Linked DNA regions of Homo sapiens: region 1 is linked to region 2. Evidence: chromatin contacts called from ENCODE Hi-C data. All regions are on one chromosome and are shown on one strand. The core of a region is the stretch at or near the end of the contact, and the rest is flanking DNA. Distances in the headings are between cores, read along the strand shown. Region 1 holds the start of ZBTB5 (zinc finger and BTB domain containing 5). Region 2 holds the start of FAM219A (family with sequence similarity 219 member A).

Region 1 (5,880 bases), core at 1,210-3,709, 3.0 Mb after region 2:
GTTCCATCACTCAATAAAATTCTTCTCTGCCCTCCTCACCCTTCGAATTGTCAGAGTAACCTAATCTGTTTGGGATGTCAAGATAAATCAAAGCTTTTAGGAAATACATGTATAACTAATAAAATGAAAGGCACCTCTAAAACTGGATCTTGAAATTAAAAGCTACTATTCAGTGGTGAAAATGATGAGAACATATGCAAAGAGCAATAGTTCACTCAGAAACAGCTGGTCTTTTAGGAGATGAGAAGTTCACTTCATACTTAGACAAAAGGCATAGTGTAGTGCTACATTCCATCCCACCTGCTACACTAACAAAACTGGCTCTACTAGACAACATCCATATTTGAGAAATATTACGTACAGTAAAAGAAAAATCACACGCTTAAAACTGACAGAGGGGGAAAGTATTTAAAATTAATTTACATTAAAAAAAAAGTTGAAAGCTAACATAGAATCAATACCTTGGGTTCTTTTTTCCATTTCCAAAACGAATGTGAGCCAGATTCAAGATTCTCTGTCAGCACTACACCAGGTTTTGTCAATTTCACTGAACACAAGATATTTTAAAGTCTCCAATTCGATATAATTCATGCTGAGTTCTTTAAGTACTATTTGATATCCCAGTGATTTTTTATTACTTCCACTTTGGGGACAGTCTTGTGAGTCTCTTTTGAGAGCGTTCGCTCCTAAGTCTGTAAGATGCCTTTCCTCCAAATCTTACCATTTTCAGAATTCTGCTAGAGACATATCAATTAACCAAAATCCAGCTTGCCAGCATCCTCAGCTAACTAAAAGTTATGTTTTGACACAACTTTTAGGGAAAAGGGGCAAATCTCTAGTAAACGAGTTGACTTCAGGACTCTTCAAAAAAAGAGTCTGTTTATTCAGCAAAACCCAAGGGCCCAAAACAGGTCCCCACCCAAGTAGTCTTACCTGTAAGGTCACCAAGCTGGCTGTGGTGGCCAGGTCAATCTTCCCAAATTTGATGAGATTTCCATAAGGGTTAAAAGGAAGAGTGAACGGTTTCCTTTGGCTTAGGGGCTTTTCTCTAAAATTCCTTGTCTTCTTCCCATCTGGACTTTTCCCTCTGAACTATTAGCTTACTGCCAACCACCGTCCCCACAGAAATCACAAGAGTTTAGGCAAATGAAAAGCAAGTTCTGCCCAGCCTTTTACATCTAAGCACAACAGCCCATACTAGGACAACAAATTACCAATGACTTAATGACTAAGGCACAGCATTCTCTTCAACCTCTAAAGAAAAGCCCGTAATGTCCTCTACTTAATACAAGTGAAAAATATGAGAACATGTTTTGGAATATTTTTGCTTCAATTTTTGAAGGTGAAGAGTTCCTTCTATTAATTCAAGTTAACTAGAGTCAGAAGATACTACTTAGTAATCAACTTTACTGTGCTTTCACCTAAAATTTTTCCTCCAAATTATTTAGGATTTGCCTTCTGTTCAGAAAATTAGTTTCCACAATATCCTTCACTATGCCAGAATGCTGACTGACTTAAAAAAAAATGACCATTATGAAAGGAAAAAACTAACCTTCAACACCCCTTAATTCACTGCCTTTTATTATTTACATACAAATCTGTCCTCCAAACAGGAGAAGATGGGACGGCAGTGTCTTACCACCGCATCCCCCACAGCTCCTCGCACGAAGCCTGGGAGTAGTGGGCATTCAATAAATGCCTATTAAACACTTCAGTCCTCTCATAACAAGTTGGGGCATTCCGAAACACTGGCTCCACCCCTCCAGGGTCGGCCGCTGGCTCCCGATGGCAGTCTGCCTATGGCCTTGCTCTGGTGAAATGAAACCTCGTCGCTCAAGACCCAGGATGGGGGCAAGGGAGCCGTCCGACCACATCCCGCAGGGCAGCAGATCCTCTCTTCATCCCGCCAGGCCGCTGGTCCTGAGGCCTTTCCCACCCCATTCGGGAACCTACGTCGCCAGCCGGGGATCCACAGGAGTACCAGCCCCCGCCCCACCCCGCAGACAGCCTGGCGTCGGGACACCGGGGACGCCTGCGCAGAAGAACCCGCCTGGCCCCTTGGCTCCAACGGTAACAATGCTCCCCTCCGAAAGACAGCCAGAGTAGTCCGGGGGCACCAGTACACGTCTGCGCGCTCCCCGACGCCTTGGCGCGCCCCTGGTGCTCAACCTTCCCCACGTGAGCGCGCCCGCCATCACGATACTCGCTGACGGGGTCTCCTCACCTGAGTCGGGCTCCGCCCCCCTCCTCCTCGCTGAAGGAGGCGGTGACCCCTCTCCGATCGGACTCGGCAGTGTCAGAGGAGGTGGGAACGTCCTGACCAGCGTCTCCGTTACGGGACTTCCTCCCCCTTCCACCCGCCCCCCTCCCACCCCGCCTCTAGTCCCCTAGCTCCTCCAGCCAGTTCGCCGCAGCACTCTGAGAACACGGCGGCGGCGCCCGAGGATAAGCGGAAGTGACGTAATGCAAGAGCGCCTACTCCGCCCCATTCCGCCTCTCCCAGTTGGGCTGCAACCAATCAGCAATGGGAAGGGCGGGGCCGGGGTAGGAGTGCAGCCAGCCGGCGCGCGGAACCTGGAGGAATTTACTTAGCCCCCGGAAAAACTGACCAATCCACGGTCCCTGAAGTCTGGTTGTGTTTACTACCGACTGAATCCGTGAGCTCTCTGACCAATCACCCTTTGCCTTACAACATGTAAAACGGTTATCAAATGCCTTTTAGGGCGGGATTTATCACTAAACTGCTCCAGGTTTGGACTATAGAAATGCGGCTGTTCGCTGCAACCAATCAAAACCCTCTGTGGTTTAGGCTAGCGGGCTTTCCGCCTAAATCCGCCAATCACAACAACGACTGCGTGATGTCTGAGGGCGCCGGAGAGGCGGGCCCTCAGGGCAGGCCGTACCGCCATTGGCTGGTTCTGAAGGATTTTTCCACCCTCGTGGTGCCCGGCGCTTTAGTGACCCAGGGCTCTTCTCCGGGGTGAATTCCCTTCGCTGAACACACACACACACACACACGTAGAGGGCTGGAGATTGAGTTCCCACTTCATAGACGTTGGGAAAGATAAGATTCCAAAAAGCTCTTTAGGTTTAACTAAGCCAAAGTCCAGGGTGAAAACCGCGAATAAAAAACGCTGTCCATCGGATGGCAGTTAGGTCGGACCCCGCCCCTCGTCCAGTCCGGGTGGCTGCGCGTCTGGAAACGGTGGCGCCCCAGGAGCCCGGCGCTTGGCCCCGCACTCGGCTGCAGGTCAAATAAGCCTGTAGTCTGCATGCCCAGATTTATAATCACCTGCACTCCCCCCACAAAAAAATAGGAAGCGCTAAGCTCTCCCACTCCTGTCCCAAACGTGGAAGGGTCGCGGACTTGTATGGGACGCGGTCTGAAAAAAGCGAGCCCCGGGGCGACGCTCGGGTTTCCAGGTGCACCCTCGGAGGGAGAACCCGATCCCTGAGCATCGGACACTGGGGCCAGGGAAGAAACCCCCTTTCCTAGGGTGAGGACGGCAGAAGAAAGCTGCCTTCTCCGGCGCAGCGTGTCTGGGAGCGCTGCGTGGCTCTGGAGACAAAGGCAGGCCCGCGAACTCAGCTGGGTTCTTCTGGGGGTGGGGGTAAGGGTCTTGGAGGAGCTCCCAGAAAAATGGAACTCCCAGCCGGGCGCGATGGCTCACGCCTATAATCGCAGCAATTGGGAAGGCTGAGGCGGGCAGATCGCCCGAGATCAGGAGTTCGAGACCAGCCTGGCCAACATGGTGAAACCCTGTCTCTACTAAAAGTACAAAAATTAGCCGGGCGTGGTGGTGGGCGCCCGTAATCCCAGGCAACTACTCGGGAGGCTGAGGCAGGAGAATCGCTTGAACCCGGGAGGCGGAGGTTGCAGTGAGCTGAGATCGTGCCGCTGCACTCCAGCCTAGGCAACAGAGTGAGATTTCGTCTGGGGGGAAAAAAAAGGAACTCCCCGCTTTAAGAATGGAACACACCGAATACCCCTACAGCAGATTCCATCCCTTCAGTTACTGGTCGGAAGTGTTGATTTCAAAAAGCAACCTGTTTGCGTGGATTTCTTTAAGGGCTCGGTGGAGTCTGATGTTTAATTCTTTTCCTTAAGATTCGCTGACACTATAGCCATCACACATATTTTACTGACAGATTGATCGGTAAAATAAGGAAAATATGGAATGATGACAGTAAGCCAGGCAATAGGAGAGATTCTTTTGCGTATCTGTCTCTCAACGGTAAATGCCATGACCTAGATTGCCTCAGATTTACAGGCTGGCAAAAGTTTTAAAAATTGTATATTCAGAATTTAGGAGTGTGTGGAAGTGGACACCCGCTATATTGTGGACGGGGGTGTCACTGATGCCCTGTTTGACGATCACTTCGTAGTATCTATCAAAATTTAAAATATGCATTTGTTCCCTTCTAGATGGTAATTCCTTTCTAGAAATATATGCTACCGAAATACAAAGATGTGGAATAATAAACCCAAGGCTGTTTACCACACCTTTGTAAGTACAAGGGGCGGGGGGGGGGGGGTAAGTGGACAACAAACCTAAATGTGTAACTAAAGAAGATTACAAAAATTTGATAAATATGTATCATGGCTCCTTCATGACTAAGGCTCCTATAGATACAAAACGAAAGTAATAAAACCCTGCGGCCAGGCGCGGTGGCTCACGCCTGTAATCCCAACACTTTCGGAGGCCGAGGAGAGTGGATCACGAGGTCAGGAGTTCGAGGCCAGCCTGACCAATATGGCGAAACCCCATCTATATTAAAAAAGTACAAAAATTAGCCGGGCTTGGTGGCTCATGCCTGTAATCCCAGCTTCTCAGGAGGCTGAGGCAGGAGAATCGCTTGAACCCGGGAGGCGGAGGTTGCAGTGAGCCGAGATTGCGCCACTTCACTCCAGCCTGGGTGACAGAGAGAGACTCCGTTTCAAAAAAAAAAAAAAAAAAAAAAAAAGAGCGGGTCTCCTTAATTTTTATTTAACAGACAGGTGTTGTTACTTTAATAGTATTTAGGAAAACCTGGAATTTCAGGTTGCTTAGATTTTCTAATCACTGACAAAATTATTCCTAAAGTAACCTATACATTTCTCGAAAAATGTATCAATAAGATACTTTCTGAAATTAGACAAATAAGTTCTAAGATTCATAAGGGGAGATAATATTGAAAGAATAGGCAAGACAGTCATGGAAAAAATAAGTTGGGTATCTACCTGTGAGGCAGGATAACAAGGTCTGGAGGCGGGGACCCTCAGGCCGACTCCTGCTGACTGGATATCAGAAGCCACTCTCTTTTCACCCACGCCTTTTTCTGCGTGGCAGTTGCTCCGTGGCAGTTGCAAGCCCTCCTTTTTCTGTCTGGCAGTTGAAAAATGAAAATACCGGCCGGGCGTAGTGGCTCACGCCTGTGATCCTAGCACTTTGGGAGGCCGAAGCGGACGGATCCCTCAGATCAGGAGTTCGAGACCAGCCTGGCCAACATGGCGAAACCCCGTCTCTACTAAAAGGACAAAAATTAGCCGGGCGAGGTGGTGGGCGCCTGTAATCCCAGCTACTCAGGAGGCTGAGGCAGGAGAATAGCTTCAACCTGGGAGGCGGAGGTTGCAGTGAGCCGAGATCGCACGCCACTGCACTCCAGCCTGGGCGACAAGAGCGAGACTTGGTCTCAAAAAAAAAAAAGAAAGAAAGGCAAGGCAGGGCAGGGGAAGGCAAGGCAGGGCAGGGCAGGGCAGGGCAAGGCGCAGGGCAAGGCAGGGCAAGGCAGGGCAAGGCAGGGCAGGGCAAGGCAAGGCAAGGCAAGGCAAGGCCTCTGATAGCTCCTCTCCTGAAAAAATCAGACTGATCATGGGCCCACTCTTCATGCTGACTGGTC
Region 2 (5,812 bases), core at 454-2,953:
CACTAATGATTCTCTCTACCATCCCTCAAAAGGTGTGACAAAAAGGTGGTGATGGGTCCCTGCCGAGGCCCATCTTGGCTGCTGTAATGGGTAGGTTACTCGCCCAGGAAGCTACAAAGCACATCTGTCAGCCAGGGGGTTATAGGCCCAAGGGTAGACCTGTTTCTGGCCACCCTGCCTAACACAGAAGCAGAACTTCAGAACTTGGAGAACTCAGCTCTGCTCCAGCCAGCACAGCTCAGAGAAATGGGGCATCCACACTTTCGGATTTGTAGCCCACCTTGCCTCCTTCCAATTCCAGCTCAGGCTCCAGGGGGATAAAGCGAACACAGCCTAGACATTCCCTCTCTTCCCCCCTCACTATACGAGCTGGCTAGGCCTCCACGTCTCCCACCCGGTTGCCTGACAGACAAGCGAGGTCAGGGAGCCCCCTGGGCGGTGGCCAGCAAGCATGGTCTCCCTTAGGCCTAGCCTCGGTGCACCCGAGTTGCCCTCCCCCTTCCATTCCCTCCGCGCCAGCAGCGATGACATCATTCCTCCCTGACTCCGGGACCGCGGACAGGCGGCAGGATCCGCGCCCAGCAAGGACTTCAGGCACGTAGGCCTAAGATGATGGGGGCTCTTCCCAACCAGTGCGCACAGGCAGCTCCAGCGCGACCCCACTTCCTCTCCCGTCGGTTCCCGAGCACTCTCATCTGCACCCCGATTCCCCATCTGGTCGCCGCGCACTCTCCTTCCCGGTTTAGATGCCCCCAGCCTGGTCTGCCTGCGCTCCCCACCGGAGAACGGAATTCCCAGGTTCTGCACCAACCACCTTCCCCCACTGGGTCCCTCGCCCCGGCCCAGCGTTCCTGTCCGTATATCCAGCGGACAGGCGGGCAAGCCCCTCCTCTTCTAAAAGCTGATTCCCAATCTCTCTTAGCCTGACGGCTCCCCCGCCCTAAGCATCACAGGCCTCTAGGACTAAACGCCTCCCCACCTCCCATCCCAGACCCCTGGGCCTGCCGCCGGCGGTGCCCCATGGCAGTTCCCTCGCCAGTCCCTGCTATGGGCCTCCACTAGCGGTGTGCACCTTTGTGCCCCCTCCGTTCCATCCGACGGTGCCCTGCTTCCACCGACGGTGCCCTCCGCCCTTACAGGTCCCTTTGCTCTCATCCAGCATATTCTCCCACGGTTTTCTTGTCCTGCAAGTCCCCGTCCCCCGGCAATACGTTTTCAGGGATCTCTTTGCCCCATCCGATGGCGCCCCTCCGCACGATCCCCCCGGCCTGATTCCCTCCCTCCCCCTCAAGCGACGCCCCCTCCGGCCTTGGCCTGCCCGCCGCCCGCCCCCTCACCAGCGGCTGCATCTCCGAGTGCGCGGTGGGCACCTGGAACCGGTCGATCTCCTCCATCATGGTGCCGGCGGGCGAGCGGGCCAGGGGCCGGGCGCGGCCGCGGACGCCGACAGGACCGCGCGGGGCGGCGGCCCCAGGAGCCCGGCGGGTGGTGCAGACTAGGCCTCCCCGGACCACTCGGGCGGGCAGGGGCCGGGCGGATGCAGGGGTGGGCGGGGGCGAGAGGTTCGCAGACTGGCTGAGGCCGGCGTGACTCCGTGGGCTTGCCTAGCACTACCGCGGCTGTGGCCGGGCCGAGCCGCAGGTCTTGCCTCGCCTCCTACTCCGCTGCCGCCTCCTGTCAGCAGCTCAGCCACTGCGGTGACTCGGCAACTCCACTTCCGGGTCCGGGACACCGCCCGGATCTTGCATTATTCATGAGGAGGCGGTGCCTGGGGACCCCAGCCCCACCCACATGCGGGAGTTCCGAATGCGCGCGGCCGCCCAGCTGTGATTCCTGAGGGGGCGGGGCTTAGTGGAGACTCGCTCGCCGCGCGCCCAACCCCGCCTCCTTTCCGGGCCGGCTGGGCGCGCCGAAGCGCCTGCGCCTTGGCTGCTGGTCGGTTGCTGGGTAACCGCGTCAGGGAGTTGGATTCTATCCTGCAAGGGCACGGGGACCCACAACGACGGCTGTCCCTAAAGAACCGTTGCGACTGGTAACTGAAGTGGAAGAGAGTCCAGATTTCTTGTGTGTGGTCAAGGAGACGGACAAACTTTTTGTCTTCAGACGAGGGAGCGTTTTGTAGGCTCTCCAGGGGTTGAGATGATTCCTGCTTCTGCGAAGGCTCCCCATAAACAGCCTCATAAGCAGGTAACGTACGCACACCTTCCTTCTGATGACCTCTGACCTTCGTCGTCGCCAGTGACCACTAATCATACCTCTCCTACTGATCCTTGATCTTTTCTCTGTTGACCCCAGCCTTCTCACCCCCGTGACCTCTGGTAAGTGCTCCCACTGACCTCTGACTCTGTCCTACTCTTTCCCACTAATCCCGGCCTCCTCTCCCATACTACCCCAATCCACCGTTTCTTACCTCTCTCCTTTTATCCACCATTCCCATCTCTTCACTTCACTTTACCCCATGGACTCATTCTGACCAGTCTATTCTCCTTAACTTCCCCATCCCCATTCCCACGAGTCCCTTCCTCCTTGTTCTCACATTCTTGTCCCAAAGGAATTTTTCTTTTTCTTTTTCTTTCTTTCTTTCTTTTTTTTTTTTTGAGACAGAGGCTCGCCCTGTAGCCCAGGCTAGAATGCAGTGGCGCCATCTCAGCTCTCTGTAACCTCTGCCTCCTGGGTGCAAGCGATTCTCCCACTTCAGCCTGACGAATAGCTGGAACCAAAGGCATAGGCCACCACGCCCGGCTAAATTTTGTGTTTTTGGTAGAGACGGGGTTTCCCCATGTTGCCCAGGCCCGTCTCTAACTCCTGAGCTCAAGCGATCCTCCTACCTTGACCTTCCGAAGTGCTGGGATTACAGGCGTGAGCCACGGCGCCCAGCCTCAAAGGCATTCTTTATCCAACCCTTTGCTGTGTGCCTAGCTCCAGGCTAGGTGGGAACACAGCTCTTGCTGTTTGGGAGCCCACAGAGGGTGTGCAAGAGAACTAAACAGAATACAGGACAGGCTATGTGCAGGAGTGTGATTTTATTTTCTGTGCTGGGAGATTTATGAGGAGAGAAAGGGCAGGCAAAGAGGAAGAGGAGAGAGGCCCTTTTCTCATCCCTGTCCTCACCCCCACAGTGCACAACCCAAACACTCTGCCCCAACTATTTCTAGAGCCTCATATCTCTCTCTTCCCTGCGAGCCCCTGGTCCACTCCTATGATTCATTCAGCTATGTGAACATTATGCTCTTATTACCACCTGGACAGATGTCATCCCTTCTCACAGGAAACCCGAGTCATCCCCCACTTAACCCACTGAGCACAGAGTTCTGCTTTCTTCCTCAGCATCACCACGGAAGGCAAGGCAGTCCCAGTTTCCCAAGGAGTCTTCTGTGGTGAAGCAACTCAGTCCTTCAGGAACTTTTTCCAAACCCTTTATGAATTACCACTCAGGCTAATGTGTAGTTTCTAGCTCTGGAAAGCAGGACTTCTATATATTTATTCCAGATTTACCCCACTCAAGTCTAGGTACATTGAGGTTTAGAGAGCCAATCTCCATGCTACTTATGACTTTGCATATTTTGGTCTGGCCACCTCCATGTTAGCCTTTGCTCCTCTGCCTCTTTTACCTGGGCTTCTGTAGCAGATGGACCTGACTTTCTTAGGTCTCTGCAGCCTTGGGGAAGCTGCTAGTCCCATATGAACATGCCCTAATTTTATGTTGGGGTTGGGCTTTACGTTGAAGTTCATGTACTGTGTTTGAGCCTCCTGACCCTATATTTACAGGCAGTTTGCTTTTATTTATTTTTTATTTTTGTATTTTTTATTTTTGAGACGGAGTTTCACTCTTGTCACCCAGGGTGGAGTGCAGTGGCGCAATCTAGGTTCACTGCAACCTCCACCTCCCCGATTCAAGGGACCTGCCTCAGCCTCCCAAGTAGCTGGGATTACAGGCATGCACCACCATGCCTGGCTAATTTTTTTTTATTATTTTATTTTATTTTATTTTTGAGACGGAGTCTTGCTCTGTCGCCCAGGCTGGAGTGCAGTGGTGTGATCTTGGCTCACTGCAAGCTCCGCCTCCTGGGTTCACGTCATTCTCCTGCCTCAGCCTCCCAAGGAGCTGGGACTATAGGCGCCTGCCACCACGCCCAGCTAATTTTTTTGTATTTTTGGTAGAGACAGGGTTTCACTGTGTTAGCCACGATGGTCTTGGATCTCCTGACCTCGTGATCTGCCCGCCTCGGCCTCCCAAAGTGCTGGGATTACAGGTGTGGGCCACCGCACCCAGCCAATTTTTGTATTTTTAGTAGAGACGGGGTTTCACCATATTGGTCAGGCTGGTCTCGGACTCCTGACCTCAGGTGATCCACAGGCCTAGGCCTCCCAAAGTGCTGGGATTACAGGGGTGAGCCCCCGTGCCCCAGCAGTTTGCTTTTAAAATAAACATTATTGAGGTTTGGTTTACATATAATAGAATGTACCATTTTAGTTGTACGTGTTGACAAATTTTAACAAATTTACACACGTATAAACCACTACCACACTCAAGATATAGGATACTTTCTCTATCCCAAGAAGTTCCCTGTGCCTCATCCCACCTCCTATGCCCCACCCCTGGCCTGCCTAGGTAACCACAGATCTGCTTTCTGTCATTACAGATTCAATTTGTCTTTTCTAGCAACTTGCAGTTTGAACAAGCTTGGGGATGGGTTTCTCTAGCCCATTAGGGAGACATTAGAGACTAGTTACACTGAGAGCAGGGAGAGGTGACAGCAGACAGAAAGCAGAAAAAACTGGGTCAACTGGCCCCGTACACATCAGCACTGCCCCATGGAGGGAAGGGTTGTTTTAGTTCAGAGTAAATATTGGCGTGTGGGGTGTGAGAAAAGGTTAGGTTGTGCTAGGTTGTATTTACCATTTTCTTGCCTCAGTGAAGACCAATTTGAGTCAGTGCTAATCAGGTGTGGGATGTCCTAGAGATGTTTGAGAAGTTGTCCCTGTCCTCTGGGAATTCAGTTCAATGGGGGAGACAGAACACAGGCAGAAAAAGATAAAGGAGGATGGGATCCCTGGGGATGAAGGGGAGAGAAGCCTGCAGGTTAGAGCAGCAGAAAGGCTTCAGGGAGGAGGTAGGTAGGACTGGGTTGCCAGGGGTGAGGGAAGATCAGGGTTGGGTTTGTTAGAGGATAGAGAGGAGTTTAAATTCCATTTGTTCATATCACTCCACTAGTCGCCTTTTAATGGTTCCTTGTTGCTTTCAGGATAAAGTCCCAAAAGTCCAATTTGCTTGGTATGGCCTTTGCCACCCTGCATGGTCTTGCCTTTGCTACCCATCCTACTTCAAACCTCACCATTTCTCTATGAAAATTCCACAATCCCAGCAAACTGAACTGCCCTCACTTCCTGGAAAGTGATATTCACACTGTTTATCTCCTCTAAGCTTTTGAAATCTTTTCTGTCTGTGTCTACTAGTCTACTCCACCCTACCCCAAATCTTTCCTTCATATCCTATTCATATTTCGGGTCTAAGCTTGGCCCTCATATTCTTCTACAAAGGATTAAGTCCCCTTTCTGGAGGCAGGATAGGGTGATATCCCCTCTAGACTATAAACTATGTTATGGTAAGGATCATGTCTGTCTTGTTCATTGTTGATTCCCCTCTACCTAGCACAATACCTGGAATATATTAAATTCTAAGAAAATGAGTTCAATATGAATTCTGAATGCCCTAAGTTGTTCTTGGAAATTATCATCTGAATGTGTTCGAAGGATGGGAAGGGGTGAAGCTGGGATGGGGAGACTTGTGGGGAATTATAACAAGGAAATG

Evidence for each region. A loop is a pair of places that touch in the nucleus more often than their neighbours do. Pooled maps may share reads with other maps.
Region 1: a loop to region 2 is called in a map of CD8-positive, alpha-beta T cell, with 20 times the contacts of the local background. The contact joins the promoter of ZBTB5 here to the promoter of FAM219A in region 2. A Hi-C loop is called at or near these places in 3 of 168 maps with a recorded cell type or tissue (CD4-positive, alpha-beta T cell, CD8-positive, alpha-beta T cell and ovary) and 8 of 50 pooled maps.

Annotation. Positions count from the first base shown.
Region 1 is chr9:37,462,991-37,468,870 of GRCh38, forward strand. ZBTB5 (zinc finger and BTB domain containing 5) reads right to left here and starts at 2,460. Exons shown (of 2, transcript NM_014872.3): 1 at 2,225-2,460. RefSeq lists enhancers at 1,382-2,067, 2,068-2,753, 2,754-3,439, 3,440-4,125 and a silencer at 2,288-2,387.
Region 2 is chr9:34,456,867-34,462,678 of GRCh38, forward strand. FAM219A (family with sequence similarity 219 member A) reads right to left here and starts at 1,704. Exons shown (of 6, transcript NM_001184940.2): 1 at 1,338-1,704. The coding sequence starts at 1,397. It overlaps DNAI1 (dynein axonemal intermediate chain 1), which reads left to right and starts at 1,939. Exons shown (of 20, transcript NM_012144.4): 1 at 1,939-2,187. The coding sequence starts at 2,140. RefSeq lists enhancers at 1-370, 1,502-2,042, 1,605-1,899, 1,996-2,065 and a silencer at 1,376-1,625.